Linked DNA regions of Mus musculus: region 2 is linked to region 1. Evidence: chromatin contacts called from ENCODE Hi-C or POLR2A ChIA-PET data. All regions are on one chromosome and are shown on one strand. Each heading gives the region's core, a stretch centred on a gene start or an enhancer-like site at or near the end of the contact. The rest is flanking DNA. Distances are from core to core; before and after follow the strand shown. Region 1 holds the start of Dhx8 (DEAH (Asp-Glu-Ala-His) box polypeptide 8). Region 2 holds the start of Nbr1 (NBR1, autophagy cargo receptor).

Evidence for each region. A loop is a pair of places that touch in the nucleus more often than their neighbours do. ChIA-PET counts read pairs that join two places held with the same protein, here RNA polymerase II (POLR2A).
Region 2: POLR2A ChIA-PET joins it to region 1 with 16 read pairs in embryonic stem cell. The contact joins the promoter of Nbr1 here to the promoter of Dhx8 in region 1. A Hi-C loop is called at or near these places in 1 of 37 maps with a recorded cell type or tissue (v-Abl transformed pro-B cells). POLR2A ChIA-PET finds 5 or more read pairs at or near these places in 3 of 5 experiments (Patski and embryonic stem cell).

Annotation. Positions count from the first base shown.
Region 1 is chr11:101,728,872-101,735,858 of GRCm38, reverse strand. It overlaps Dhx8 (DEAH (Asp-Glu-Ala-His) box polypeptide 8), which reads right to left and starts at 2,903. Exons shown (of 23, transcript NM_144831.2): 1 at 2,671-2,903; 2 at 1,618-1,703; 3 at 409-481; 4 at 1-50. The coding sequence starts at 2,818.
Region 2 is chr11:101,549,471-101,556,457 of GRCm38, reverse strand. Nbr1 (NBR1, autophagy cargo receptor) reads right to left here and starts at 3,804. Exons shown (of 24, transcript NM_008676.3): 1 at 3,503-3,804; 2 at 2,360-2,470; 3 at 583-648; 4 at 167-283. The coding sequence starts at 268. It overlaps Brca1 (breast cancer 1, early onset), which reads left to right and starts at 4,503. Exons shown (of 23, transcript NM_009764.3): 1 at 4,503-4,689.

The sequences.
Region 1 (6,987 bases), core at 1,654-4,153:
GAAGAGTTCCCTCAGCTTTTCTTTTTCGGTTTTGGGTTTAACAACCGGATCTGAGTTCATTAAGGAGCAGGGATAAGAAAGAGACAGATATATTTAATATTACTAGTGAATGCAATAACTTCAACATTAGATTTGTATCAAATGCAAAAAACAAACAACATTTTACTACATATATCACATACGTACTAGAAAATTTAGCTTGATTGTCTAAATCCATTAACTTCGAAAGCCTCACCAAGCAGTGTGCTGGTGAAGGAGGGGAGGGAGACTATCAGCCCTCATTTGAATGTCTCAGAATTCGATTAGAGCATTCTCTTGCTTAGCAACAGCTGAGAGCAAAGTGCAGTTCACAGGGATGCCACCACCCAGCCCCTTCTGGAGGCTCTGCTCAGCTGGAGCCCTCCTTACCTTTACTGGTAGAAGGCTTTGCAGGAGGCCGCATGGTCTGTATGAGACGCAGGAGGTTGCTAATAAGAGAATCCTACAAAGAAAAGAAGCACAGACATAGCACGTCAGCCTCTGGATCTGGCTCAATATTACAATAGGATATGCTGTAGGGAAGTGTGCTTATGCCCTCAATGTGTGCTGACTAGACAAGAAAGCACAGAATGTCAGCCTGGGACAGCAGGAAGCTAAGTTAGACCAGAGGTTCTCAGCCTGTGGGTCACAACCCTTTTAGGAGTCACCTAAGACCATCAAAAAACACAGATATTTACATTATGAGTCATAACAGTAGCAAAATTAGTTATGAGGAAGTAACAAAACATAAATGTATAGTTGGGAGGCACCACAACATGAGGAACTGTATTAAAAGGTTGCAGCATTAGAAGGCTGCAGACCACTGGCTTGGACGATACCCAGAGACCATTTCTTCCCATCTTTTAAAATTGTCTCCAAACCCTAGACTATTATTGCTCCTGACGTCATTTTTCATTTGTTTGTTGGTTTTTTGAGACATGATTTCTCTTGTGTAGCCCTGGCTGTCCTGGAACTCACTCTGTAGACCAAGCTGGCCTCAAACTTAGAAATCTGCCTGCCTCTGCCTCCCAAGTGCTGGGATTAAAGGTGTGGGCCACAACTGCCCGGCTTGTCCCTGACGTCCTGATTCACAGAACAAGAATGTCAACATCAGGGGCTGGAGAGATGGCTCAGGGGTTAAGAGCACCAAATGCCCTTCCAGAGGTCCCGAGTTCAATTCCCAGCAACAACACATGGTGGCTCATAACCATCTGTAATGGGATCTGATGCCCTCTTATGGTGAGTGTCTGAAGACAGCTACAGTGTACTCACATAAATAAGATAAATAAATCTTTAAAAAATGTAAGTGAAGAAAATATCTAATAAAAAATTAAAAACAAACAAACCAACAACAACAACAAAAGAATGTCAGCATCCTCAGACTTACTGCCGGAAGTCCTGCGGCATTCTCCTAGGACAGTGGGGAAGGAATCTGGCTCCCTGGCCAGCAACGCAACTTTACACATTTGATGGCTTATTTACTTGATATGCACAAATCGCTCCTTCCTACTTAAAAATCCTTTAGTGCGATCAAAATTTAAATTCAGTAGCAACACCAAAGAAACAAAAAGGAAACAAAGAATCTTCAGATATACATACTGTGAATTCTGCACCATTTTTGACCAGAGAAGCCTTAAAAGTATCAAAGGTAGTATTTTTCTCAGCAAGACTGATGACAAATTCAGCTGTTAAAAAAAAAAAAAGGAATTATAAATGGACTCAGATAATAATTAAATTATAAAAGAACTCAGGAATCCGCCTGCCTCTGCCTCTCAAGTGCTGGGATTAAAGGCGTGCGCCACCACTGCCCGGCTTTGTCGTCGTTTTTTGTGACGGGTCATACCCTGATACATACCATGCCCAAGCTACCCTCAGATTATCTACGTGTGACTTTGGAATTACTAATCATTCTGCCCTCACATCCCAAGCCTGAGATCCTAGGCGCCTGCCTGGCTGTCATTTACTTTTGAGGACATTCTGAAAAAGCCCAACACCACCCAACCCTGTACCTATCAAACGGAAGTGTTCCCCTCATGCTTCTAATTCACATACTCGGCCTCTCATTTTCACAAGGGCTCCGGCTATGCATATAATTACGATCTGGGCCCCGAGCCTTTCTTATTTTCTCTCTGGGTCCCCTAGTCACAGTTTGCCCTTAAACATCTAATGACTAGTATGTGAGAGATAAGAAGATGTAACTAATTTAAGAGCACGGCTCAAAGCACAAGCTCGAAGTAGATGCTGACTACTGCCTGACTGTGCGAAGACCAAACAAGATAATGTAGATGAAGAGCTACCCATAATATCTTGTGAGCTTCTAAAAATTACTGGCCGTAATTACAACCATCATCTTCGCGGGGGCTGCTGCTGCTGCTATTGTTAAAGCTATTTCGCCCCCCAGAACTGAAAAACAACAATCGAGCAGAAATTGCTGCCCCAGCCTTCACCGGCAGCTCACAGAAATGGTTTCTAATAGCTCGGACCGGATGGTTCTCAAGCAGAGGCCACCGCCACAGGTTCCCGGAGCCCAAGTCACGATGACACACACACAGACACAGACAGACAGACACACACACACACACCATCAACCGCTTCTCTCCTGCCTCCCTCACCCCCAAAATCAAAAGCCATCGGGACCTTCCTCCAGCTCACCCAGATCCTTGTCGTTGATGCCCAAGTGATTGTCCAGCTCCGTGCAAACCTTCGACACCAAAGACAGGTACTCAAGTTTAGCGAGTTCTTCCGCCGGGCCGGGCTCCGAGCCCATTAGGACCCCGGCGGCGGCCACGGCTACAGCCATGGCTACAACTTCCCTTTGGTCTCCTTCCGGCCGGCCAGAACGCGAAGCCACAGCTTCCACTTCCGGGTCGGCGCTCGTCTCTTTTGTTTACAGGGACGTCAAGTAAAGTTAACCGTCTTTGTAAGGATCAGCGAGATCTGGCAGGAAGTTCCCACAGACGGGCCAGACGCACTGAGTTACGCTGTTCGTTCAGTGGCGGCCTCTAGCGGGGGGGAAGACTCCACCCGCCTTTAGGTTTTTTTAAGGATCAATCTCAGCGCGCCTCTGTGATCCGTCAGCAGAGGGCGACCGTGGCCTGCGCGACTGAACAGCGCCTCGGAAAAGCAAGTTGGCTTGTCCTTGATCAGCTCAGTTCCTGACCTCATGGCAAGTGATCTCAAGTGACCTTACACCAGCAGACGCTAGATTCTGGCTGCTTATCTGTAAACTCGGATAATACGGTCTAAATGAAATAGATATGCAAAGTGGCTGAGCCACAGTAGGCACACTGAAAATATTAGTTGCTGTTATAACCCCCCCAAACTGCGAGTGGTCCAGCAAAGCTTATCTCAAGCATTCCTGTTGCCAAAACCCTCAGTCCTCTTAAAATCTGCTTCTCTAAATGTCAGCTGTGTTGTGAACCTGAGGTCATAAATTCAGGTGTCCCAACTTTTACTTTTCCCTTTGGCAGAACCTTGCAATGAAGATGAAGGGTTTCCCATGTCTTAGTATTCTGTGTAAAAAACAAGAAAATACTTCCTCTAAGGTGAGTAGCCCTCCCATCAGTCAAAAGACAGAAAATGAGCCCCCTCTGCTACTGTTGGCTGACTCTGTTGCACTACTGTGTCTTTGAATTATTGGGAACACTTCAGTGATAACGAGTTGCAGGGAAGCTGGGCAGGCTGGTGCTCTCCTTTAATTGAAGCACTCGGAGGGCAGAAACAAGCTGTTCTCTGAGACTGAAGTCAGCCAAAGTTACACAGTGAGAACCTCTCTCAAAATTGCAGGCAAAGGACTATCACAGTAGTTCCGTGTTTCCAGGTTCCCAAGGATTTAGTACATTGCCATCTGAGTTCCTGATGCCCTTCCCTTCCTTATAACTTACTTGTTTTTATTTCCTATACATGGTTTTGCCTGCATTCATGTCTGTGTAAGGATGTCAGATCCCCTGGAACTGGAGTAACAGATAGTTGTGAGCTTCGGTGTGAGTGCTGGAAATTGAACCCAGATCCTCTGGAAGAGTGACCAGTGCTCAGAACCATGAGCCATTTCTCCAGGACTCACTCCTTCCTTCCTTCCTTCCTTCCTTCCTTCCTTCCTTCCTTCCTTCCTTCCTTTCTCCGTGAACAGAATGAGAAAGTCTGCCCTTGATGCTGCTTGCTTATCTGCCAGTATGGAGTTAGGTTTCAGGAGTTAATTCCACTTGACCCTTCTTTCTCTACATCTCCTTGCTACTAAAACTTCATATTTCTATCCAGCTGCACTTTTAACACTTAACAAGAAGAAAGGACAAAGAGATTGGGAGCTGTTTTTTAAAGCTCTATCAGAAAAGACTCTAAATTGGACATGGCTGCACTCGATTTTAATCCCAGTACTTGGGAGCTAGAGGCAGGCAGATCTCTGTGAGTCCTAGGCTAACCTGGTCAACATAGTGAGTTCTGGGACAGCTAAAGCTAAATGAAAAGACTAATATCCCAGGTGTAAATCATGCCTGGTAAATCCCAGCACTTCTCAGGAGACAGAAAGTCAGCCTTAGTAACTACATGGTGAGTTTGAGGCCAGCCTGAGCTACCTAGCAAGAAAGACCCTATTAACAACCACACAAAAACGCTATAGAATCATAACATGTAGTCATGGTAACAACTTTCAGAATTGTTTGAGAATTGCTGTGTGTATGTCTCAAGAGTAAACATGAACAGGACACTGTAGCCACCCGCGGCCACACGAACTGGGGGAGGCTTACAGGACAGTGTGTTACATTTTATCTTCTTTTGAGTACTGGGGTTGTAGCTTGTTTGGTAGAGTGCTTGGTTAGCATGCAGGGAGCACTGGGTTCAAACCCCCCCCCCAAACTATGTAAAAAGCAGATAAGGAAGAGCTGAAGAGATGCCTCAGTGATTTGGGGGTGCTGACTGCTCTTCCAGAGGACCTGGGTTCAATTTTCAGCACCCACATGACAGCTCACAACTGTAACTTCAGTTCCAGGAGATCTGACACCCTTTCTGGACTCCATAGGCATTGCATTCACATGGTGCACAGACATCATGCAGGCAAAAGACTCATACACCTAAAATAAAGATAATAAATCTTTTTTAAAAATAATAGGAAGAGGCAGGCGGATCTCTTAGGTCAAGGCCAGCCTGGACTACAGAATGAGTTTCAGGACAGCCAGAGCTACACAGAGAAACCCTGTCTCAAACCCCAACCTCCCCTCAAAAAATAAATTATTTCCAGGCCAATAAAACGGATCAGTAGGTCAAAGTGGGTTCAGATCCCCAGACCCCCATGTGTAAAAGAGCTGACCCCTGCAGGCTGTTCCTCTGACCTTCGCTCACCATGACATGTACACACCCACACCCATAAATGCAATGTGTTTACTATATTATAATAAATAGAGCAAACAGGTATTCCTGTGGCCAGAGAGAGGACGGCTCAAGAGCACTCGCTGCTCTTGTAGGATATGGGTTCGATTCCCAGCACCCACTAAGGTGGCTCACAAATGCCTGTAACTCCAGTTTTCTTTTGTTAAGATTTATTTATTTATTTTATGCATATGAGTACATCACCATCGCTCCCTTCAAACACACCAGAAGAGGGCATCGGATCCCATTACAGATGGTTGTGAGCCACCATGTGGTTGCTGGGATTTGAACTCAGGACCTCTGGAAGAGCAGTCAGTGCCCTTACTTGCTGAACCATCTCTCCAGCCCCGTAACTCCAGTTTTGAGGGATCTGAAAGGCCTTTGGCTTTTTCTACAGGTCTGAAACCGAGCCACTGAGAGAAACACCCGTGTTCTAGAAGGCAAAAATCAGAATTACTTAGCTTCCAAATGTGTGACTATAACCCAACGGTCATTGTCTTTAAGGCAGGAAGCTTCAGAAAAAATGGCCTGACCCCCACTAGCGAGCCTTTGAGATAGCCTAAAGTCCAAGAATGACCTGAGTCCTTCTGTCTAGGAACTCACGGGGAGAGACTGACTCCCAGGACTGAGCTGTTTTTCCCTTAAACTCTTTTCCCAACCTATTTATCAGATTCGTATTGAACATCTACTTTGTTTCTAGGCACTGTGGTGGGTCTGGATAGGATCGTGAGGGAACCCAAAGGACAGTGGAAAACATCAAAAGAGAAGCAGAATGTTCTAAATGCCATACTTGGCCAAGGGAGCTTTCTGCAGAGCTGTGTTTATAACACAAGTCTGTCTGCTGCCTAAACAGGAAAGCAGGTGATTGGAAGGCAGGAAAACATGAACCAGGTCTGTTCCCTGTCTTCTGAGGGCAGCTGGAGCAAGAGAGGGAGCGGCAGATCCTAGCCAGAACCATTTATCCTGTTGAAATCCATTGTTTGTTTGTCTTATCTTCCAATGGCCAGGCTCGGCCTCGATTTTGCACAAAACATTCCTGACCTAAAATTCTCTCTGTCCTTAGGCCATCAACCTGCCATCAATAATAACAGATGCTCTGGGCTCTAAATCTGCCCAGGCTTTGGAGTATTAAGCAAAAAAAGCATTCCTCCTCAGCAGGCCTTCTCTTCTGTTTATTAGCCCCTAGTCCCATCTTGGTTGTGTTTAAAATGTCAGGCAACAAACAAAAACCCCCCAAAACCCAGACACTATGATGTGGACTCGAGAAACTGGTTGAGTTTGCATGTTTTTTCTCACATGTGAATGCCTTTAATCCCAGCATTCAGGAGGCTAAGGCTGCTGGATCTTTGTGAGTTCAAAGACAGCCCGGGTAAACCAGGGGTATTTAGTGAGACTCTGCCTTAATAAAAACAAACAATATAGTTCATAGGCATATGTAGGACATTAAAGGAAAAGGAAGACGGTGAGAGTGAAGGGAGAGATTTGAAGTCCCTCTGAGAAACTACGGCATGTGACATACCTGGTATAAAGGTTTATGTGGGAGAAGGGGAGGAAGAGACAGGGTATTGGCAGACAGATGGAAGCAGAGCCATGAGGGCAGAGAAGGGG
Region 2 (6,987 bases), core at 2,555-5,054, 180 kb after region 1:
TGTTTCTTCCTTTTTCCTTGTACATATTCTCTACTAATACCAAATCCCTGTAAAAAATGATTTTCCAAAAGGTCCAGAAATGGATAAAATAAACTGCTCAAAATAGCTACATTTTGAAAAATATCTGTGTATAACCCACTGAGAAACAGAACAAAGCGGTACTTACCATAGCTTCAACATCAGCCCAGGTTGTATTTTCTGGATCCGAAACCAGAAAGCTTTGAGTTTCATTTTTAAAAGTCACATTTAGAGTAACCTGTGGTTCCATGCTGTCTGGCTGGAGCTGAGAGGACAGGTAGATGAAAGGAAGAGGAAGGGATTAAAAACCCACCCGGAGGCTTCAGCTCTGATATATAAGTTAGACTTGGAAGATCATAGTGAATAAGACAGACAATGTCCCCATGATGACATTACTATCTAGTAATGTGTTTTCTACAAATCTCACTGTTACACAGGATTTTTCCTTCTCAAAAATAAAGACACTAATGCTCAAGATACTGCTATAAAGATCTGCACTTATGTTATAGCTACCACTTATATAGAACTTCTATGTTAGAGAGAAAAGCCAAGTTGGGCACACACCTGTAGTCCCAGTTACTCAGAAGTTGATGCAGGATGGTAATGGAAGTCCAAGAGTTCTAGGTCAGCCTAGGAAACAATGAGATCCTATCTTTAGGATTAAAGAGGTGGGCTGTGGGGAGGGTAAACGGCTGTTGAACGAGTTTAAATTTTATCCACATCAACAAAAACCCCCTTCACATGTTTTAGGTCTCTAAGATTTTTCACTGCCTATTTCAGTGCTTGGATAGTTGAGCATCTGTAGCGTAATCCAGCAAGGTGGATTAACACAGACAAGGGCTCTGCCTTGGGGAGTACAAATAGACGGAATTTCCAATTTTAGGTAAGGAGGTCAAGAATAGCCTGGGTTACAGAATGAACACTAAGTCTCCAGAAAATAAGCAAGCAAACAAACCAACACCAAAACAAAGCAGCAACAACAACAACAATCTACCAGAACCTCTTACAATCACTTATGGGGAATTTTAAAGGTATATAAAAGTAAAGAAAGGAACTTGCTGAGTCCTTTTGGACCTATCAGCTAGCTTCCACAATATCCAACTGGGAGCTAATTTAGTTATCCAGTATTCCTTCCTTTCAGTTGTGTGTGGGGGGCTGCAAATGGAATACAGATGTCTAGACGATAGGGAATCACTCTACCACTGAGCTACACCCTTGTCTCATGACAATGTCTCTCTTGACAAAATATTCATCCTTTCATTCGTAAATATTTATGAGAAAAAAAATGTAAAACCCACCATTATCACACCTAAGAAGCTGGTAATTCTTTAATCACTTATCTATTATTAAAGTCGGTTTGACTTTAATGAAGGACTTTGCTTACTGATGATCTGTGACTTTAGGGGAAAAGGTAGTTTAAGTTGTTTAACGCTACAAGTAAACTCACTGGCATTAAAAAAAAAAAGGTCACCTCTTAAAATATTCAGCACATTTTTAAATCTGCATCTAGAAAGGGCCAGATTCTGCTCCACACACAAGAGGCAAACAAGATTAAGTCCTAGACTTTTCCAATGTCACAGGAAGGGAGGCCATGGGGCGGGAAGACTCAGGGTTCCAGACACAGTTCCACCACAGACTAGTCATAGAGCTGTGAGAAACACTATCTCTGAGCTTCAACTGTTTAATCTATAAAAACAATACTATTTTGATGACCTTAACAGTGTTACCAAAGGAATTTAATAAAATTATGGCCTAGGAGATTGGGAATAAGGCCGAACCAGTCAATTATGTGCATAGCTGTGGGGTTCATTTCTAGCACCACAAAGTGTATAAATTCTTATCAACAGAAACAATTCTTTATTTCACTAAGATAGCTTCTAGTTTATTATTTACTAATTTTTGAAGGAGACATACTCTCACTCCGCAGCCCATGCTGGCCTGGCAATTGCTATAGATTTGCCTGCTTCTGCCTTCAGAGTGTTGTACTATGGATACAACTGTCATTTTAAGAGCCTGTAGGGCTGGAGAGATGGCTCAGCCTCCCCCCCCCCCCGACCCCCCCAAAGAACCCAGTTCAATTCCCAGCACCCGTGCAGCAGCTTCCAACTGTCTGTAATTCCAATTCCAGGGGAATCTAACACCCTCCTACAGACATACAAAAACACCAACGGTTTCAAAATAAATAATTGAAACAAAAGAACCTTGTATTCTTAATTCTGACTATTTTATATACTCAATTATTCATTTTTTCCCATCACTTGTCTTTATCTAGAATTGACTTCGATGCCAAGCTAATGCTAATCTCTAGCACCCACCCTGCTGACAACCAGCATGCATTTACCTGAAATGCAATTCTTCCTTCTTAGGAGCTGTAAAATTTAGGCAGACGCTGGCTCATCAACTCCCCAGCAACTCCCCAGCACGTTCAAGTTGGTTGGTTTGTTTGTTTTTTCTTTAAACCAGAAAAACAAAGTGACCAAAATGTAAAAATTGTGAAACACACTTTCCAACTTCAAGAAATACTCTTCCACTCTTTTCTGTCTGGAAGGAAACTATTCTTCCCCGTTCTGAAATTACACAAGTGGGAATTAGTTTCCATACTTTGGAGCAACCAGCTGTTCTGCCCATGGGAGAAAACAGGAAGTAGGCGGTTCTAGTTTAGCTGGCCAATATACAGGTCTTCATAAAGGGCTTACGTGTGAAAATTCTTTCAGCCAGAGCAATCATCTTGAACTTGTGAAAATATCAAAAGTACAGTTAACCACATCTATACCTGAAGGTTTACCTCCAGCAGTCAGGTAGCTGGGCCTAAGCCTGCACTTTCCTAAATGGCACTGTAAACTCATACCTATTGACTCACGTTCATGTGGCTAAGTCAGCTTTTCCTCACGTGATTATTTTTCAACCCCGACAAATAATTTTAATAAAGCCAATTTGGGAATCTGAACTTCATTTTCTATACCAGAAGCTGGCACAAGCAACCTGAGTTTTAAAATGTGTCATCTGAAAGGTGGGTGTTTGACATAACGGGAAAAACGATGCCTTTCTAATTTGGAAGGTCCTAGCTCAAGATATCTTCCTTCAATAGAGCCTTAAAAATAGGAAAGGGACAGAATGAGGAAGATGTATGTCCTTTCTTGTCGCAGACTTAATCCCAGTCTTCCAGTAATGGTTTCCCGGAACTCCATGTCCCCAGGACAGTGAGTGTCACCACCATCGAAGCCCTCTTTATGTTCTGGGGGGGATCGAGACCTTTTCTTAGCAGAAACTGGCCCTTCTAAGCCATGAACTGTCTCCCTCAGGCAGTATCCACCCCCCACTATCGATGACAACCCAAGCGACTCCCTCATCTGGTCACTGAAAAGACTGGCTGCCCCTGAACACGGAAAGTCACTCCTCTTTGCAAGATTTTCCCCTTGAACTTCCCCGAGCACTCTAAGAACGGCGTGCCCCTACTTCTAGGTAACAGTGGTAGCTTCCTTACCAGCTTTCCGCCCACGGGGGGCGCTTGCCAGTGGCCAGTGCAAGGACCGTTCGCGGCCAGCTCGCCTGCTATCCCTGCGGGGTGAATCTAACATGGCGGACAGAGACCGGGCCTAGTCCCATGTTTCCCGGAGTTTTCCACAAGATGATTGGCTCTTTCTATCTGCCCCTCAAAATAACCTCTCTACCGATTGGTCAGTGCTGCGTTGGCAAGGGAGGGACAGAAGCTCTCTGAACCGCATAACAATAACAAACACCCAGGCCGAGGGGCGGAACTAGCGCGCAGAAGTCAGCTGGTTGGATTTCCCTTTCCCAAGCCGATTGGCCACCCTCTGCTTTTCCCAGGTCACTGACATTGGCGGACTAGTTACCCGAGAATCGCGGGGCTGGACGGGAATTGTAGTCTTCCTGGAACCCACAGCTCCTTTTAGTCTATTTTCTGTGCACAAAACACGAACACAGAACGCTGCGATTCATAGCAGCTAAGACGCATAACTGCGAGGAGGTCTCCGCTGTACCGACTGGGTTCCTGTGGTACTCGTGCCTGCTTCCGGTGTGAGAAGCTCTTTTCCCGTAAGACTACACTTTCCAAGAGATGCTGTGGAGAAGGCCTTTCGTTCCGCAATGCATGCTGGAATTGGTAGTTCTTCTTACACAAGTCTCTTATTTACCGAAACTGGAGACTTCCATGGCAGGAAGGCTGAGGGAGGGATGAGACCTCGTTTTGCAACTGCTTTGGGCACTACCTTGCGCTCATATTCCGGCCTCAGGGAGCGATTCCCACCCTTTGTACAGAACTACTGTGACGTAATAAGCAGGCGTAGATGCGAAGGGGCTGCCTAAGAGAAACCTCGAAATTCTTTCTCTTCCGTCTCTTTCTAGTGACGACATACAGGAAAAAAAAAGACTAGGTAGCCAATCGCAAACCCAGAAACAGTTTCAGCACCCCCCCCCCCCAACTCGCTCCTCCCTTCCCTTCCGCTGACGTGTCTGGATCTTGTGTTCCGAAAGGCTAGCGCTAGGCGCCAAGCGGCCGGTTTCCTTGGCGACGGAGAGCGCGGGAATTTTAGATAGATTGTAATTGCGGCTGCGCGGCCGCTGCCCGTGCAGCCAGAGGATCCAGCACCTCTCTTGGGGCTTCTCCGTCCTCGGCGCTTGGAAGTACGGATCTTTTTTCTCGGAGAAAAGGTGAGACAGCCCTGAGGAACAGAAAGGGTACCCCGGAATACTCATATGAAAGGCAGGAAGCTGCTGGTGGAGACGGGTGTTTACTGATTAGGAAAGTACCTGGGGCGGAACCAAAGGGTCCCAGACGTTTTCAAACAGGACTCTTGGGAAGGGTGCAGTTTGTGCATTCCCGGGGGCAGCTGTGAGGAAGAGGGCAAAGGATCTACGAGGGGGAGTTCTGGCTGTAATCGTATCTTGAAGGTTGTATACGGATGCGGGCTAAAGGATGAGAGGAAAGGCGGGCAGAAGTGTGGCAGGGAAGAGGGGGGAAAAACGGAGTTTGTGGAGGGAAACTCCTGAAGAACTAGACCCGAGTACATTTCACAGAAGGTTCTAGAAGGGAAGTACATAAGGGAATGGCAATAGTAATGAATGCTGTTGGCAGAGAAGACGTGTTTAAAGAGAGCCTTAACAGGGAAACATCCAGAAGAGGTAGGGTGGAGACGCTTTAGCAGTTTTTAAGTGTTCCTTTTGGCGACTTTTAAAATAATATGTGTGCTTCTTTTTTGTTTGGTTGGTTAGCGTTTATGTTGGTGGTTTGGTTTGGTTTGGTTTTGGCTTTTGTGTAGCCTTGGCTGTCCTGGAACTAGCTCTATAGACCAGGCTGGCCTCGAATTCACAGAGATCCACCTGCCTCTGCCTCCTGAATGCTGGGTAGTTGATTAGTTTTGAGACAGAGTCTAGTCTCATTTATATTAGCTCTGGCTGGCTTGGAGCTGTGTATAATAGAACAGGCTGGTCTTAAACACTCCTCCACCTGCCCCTGTCTCTGGGGAGGAGGGGGTCAAAGATATCCACTACCATTCTCAGCTAGTTTTAGAGTTTGTGAGACAGGGCCTTCTGTAATTGGGTTGTGTAGCTCTAGGTGACCTTGAACTCTATCCTCCTGCCTGTACTTCCTGAATGCTGAAAGTACAGGTTGAAACAACCATATCTGATCTTTTGGCCTCCCCAAACTAGCCCAAAAAGACTGCTGAACTTCTGAGTCCAAGCCATCCTCCTCCTTCAACTTCTCCAGTCCCTGAAACTATAGGTATGACACCACTGGTTTTGATTCTAAGCAAGAAAAAGAACACCAGACTCTGGGGAAAGTTCATATATATATCACTTCTGTCCAGTCACTCCATTTTAGCTTTTTTTTTTTTCCTTGAAGAAAGGAAGTGACCCAAGGAAGGCTTTCATATCAAAGAGTAGAGAATTTAGATTGCTAGCTACAAAGAGCAACTGCTAAGAATTTTATTTATCTGTTGATTTATTGGTGTTTGTTTGTTTTGTTTTGAGACAGGGTTTTTCTATATAGCCCTGGCTGTTCTGGAACTCACTCTGTAGTCCAGGCTGTCCTGGAACTCAGAGATCTGCCTGCCTTTGACTCTCAGTGCTGTGATCAAGAATATGTGCCACCACTGCCTGGAGAAATTTTTATTTTTTAAAGATTCATTTTTCATTATCTTTAATTATGTGTATGTGTGTGCAGAGGTTCTGACCTGGATGTAGCGTTCCAGACATCTGACATGGGTGCTGGGAAGAGGCACATATTTTTAACCACTGAACCATCTCTCCAGACCCTGAGTTTTTTGTTTCTTAAGATTTATTTATTTATTTTATGTGAGTACATTGTTGCTGCCTTCAGATACACCAGAAGAGGGCATCTAAGCTCATTACAGATGGCTGTAAACCATCTTGGTTGCTGAGATTTGAACTCAGGACCTCAGGAAGAACAGTCAGTGCTCTTAACCGCTGAGTCATCTCTCCAGCCCCCGGGTTGGGTTTGTTTTTTGTTTTTGTTTTTGTTTTTTTTAATGTACTATATGTAAGTACACTGTAGTTGTCTTCAGACACCCCAGAAGAGGGCATCAGATCTCATTATGGATGGTTGTGAGCCATCATGTGGTTGCTGGGATTTGAACTCGGGACCTGTGGAAGAGTAGTCAGTGCTCTTAACCGCTGAACCATCTCTCCAGTCCGGTTTTGGAGTTTTTAAAAGAATTTTTTTTAAACAGTTCCATTCATTTTATATATGTGAGTACATTATCACTGTCTTCAGACATGCTAGAAAAGGGCATTGGATCCCATTACAGATGGTTGTGAGCCACCGTGTGGATGCTGGGAATTGAACCTTTGGAAGAGCAGTGAGTTTACTTAACTGCTGAGCCATCTTATTAGTCCCTTGTTTTTGTTTTTTAGTGAAGTTTTTTCATCAACTGTTGGTATAATTCTAAAGCACTCCAAATTTAAATTTTTCTTATTTAGAAATGACAA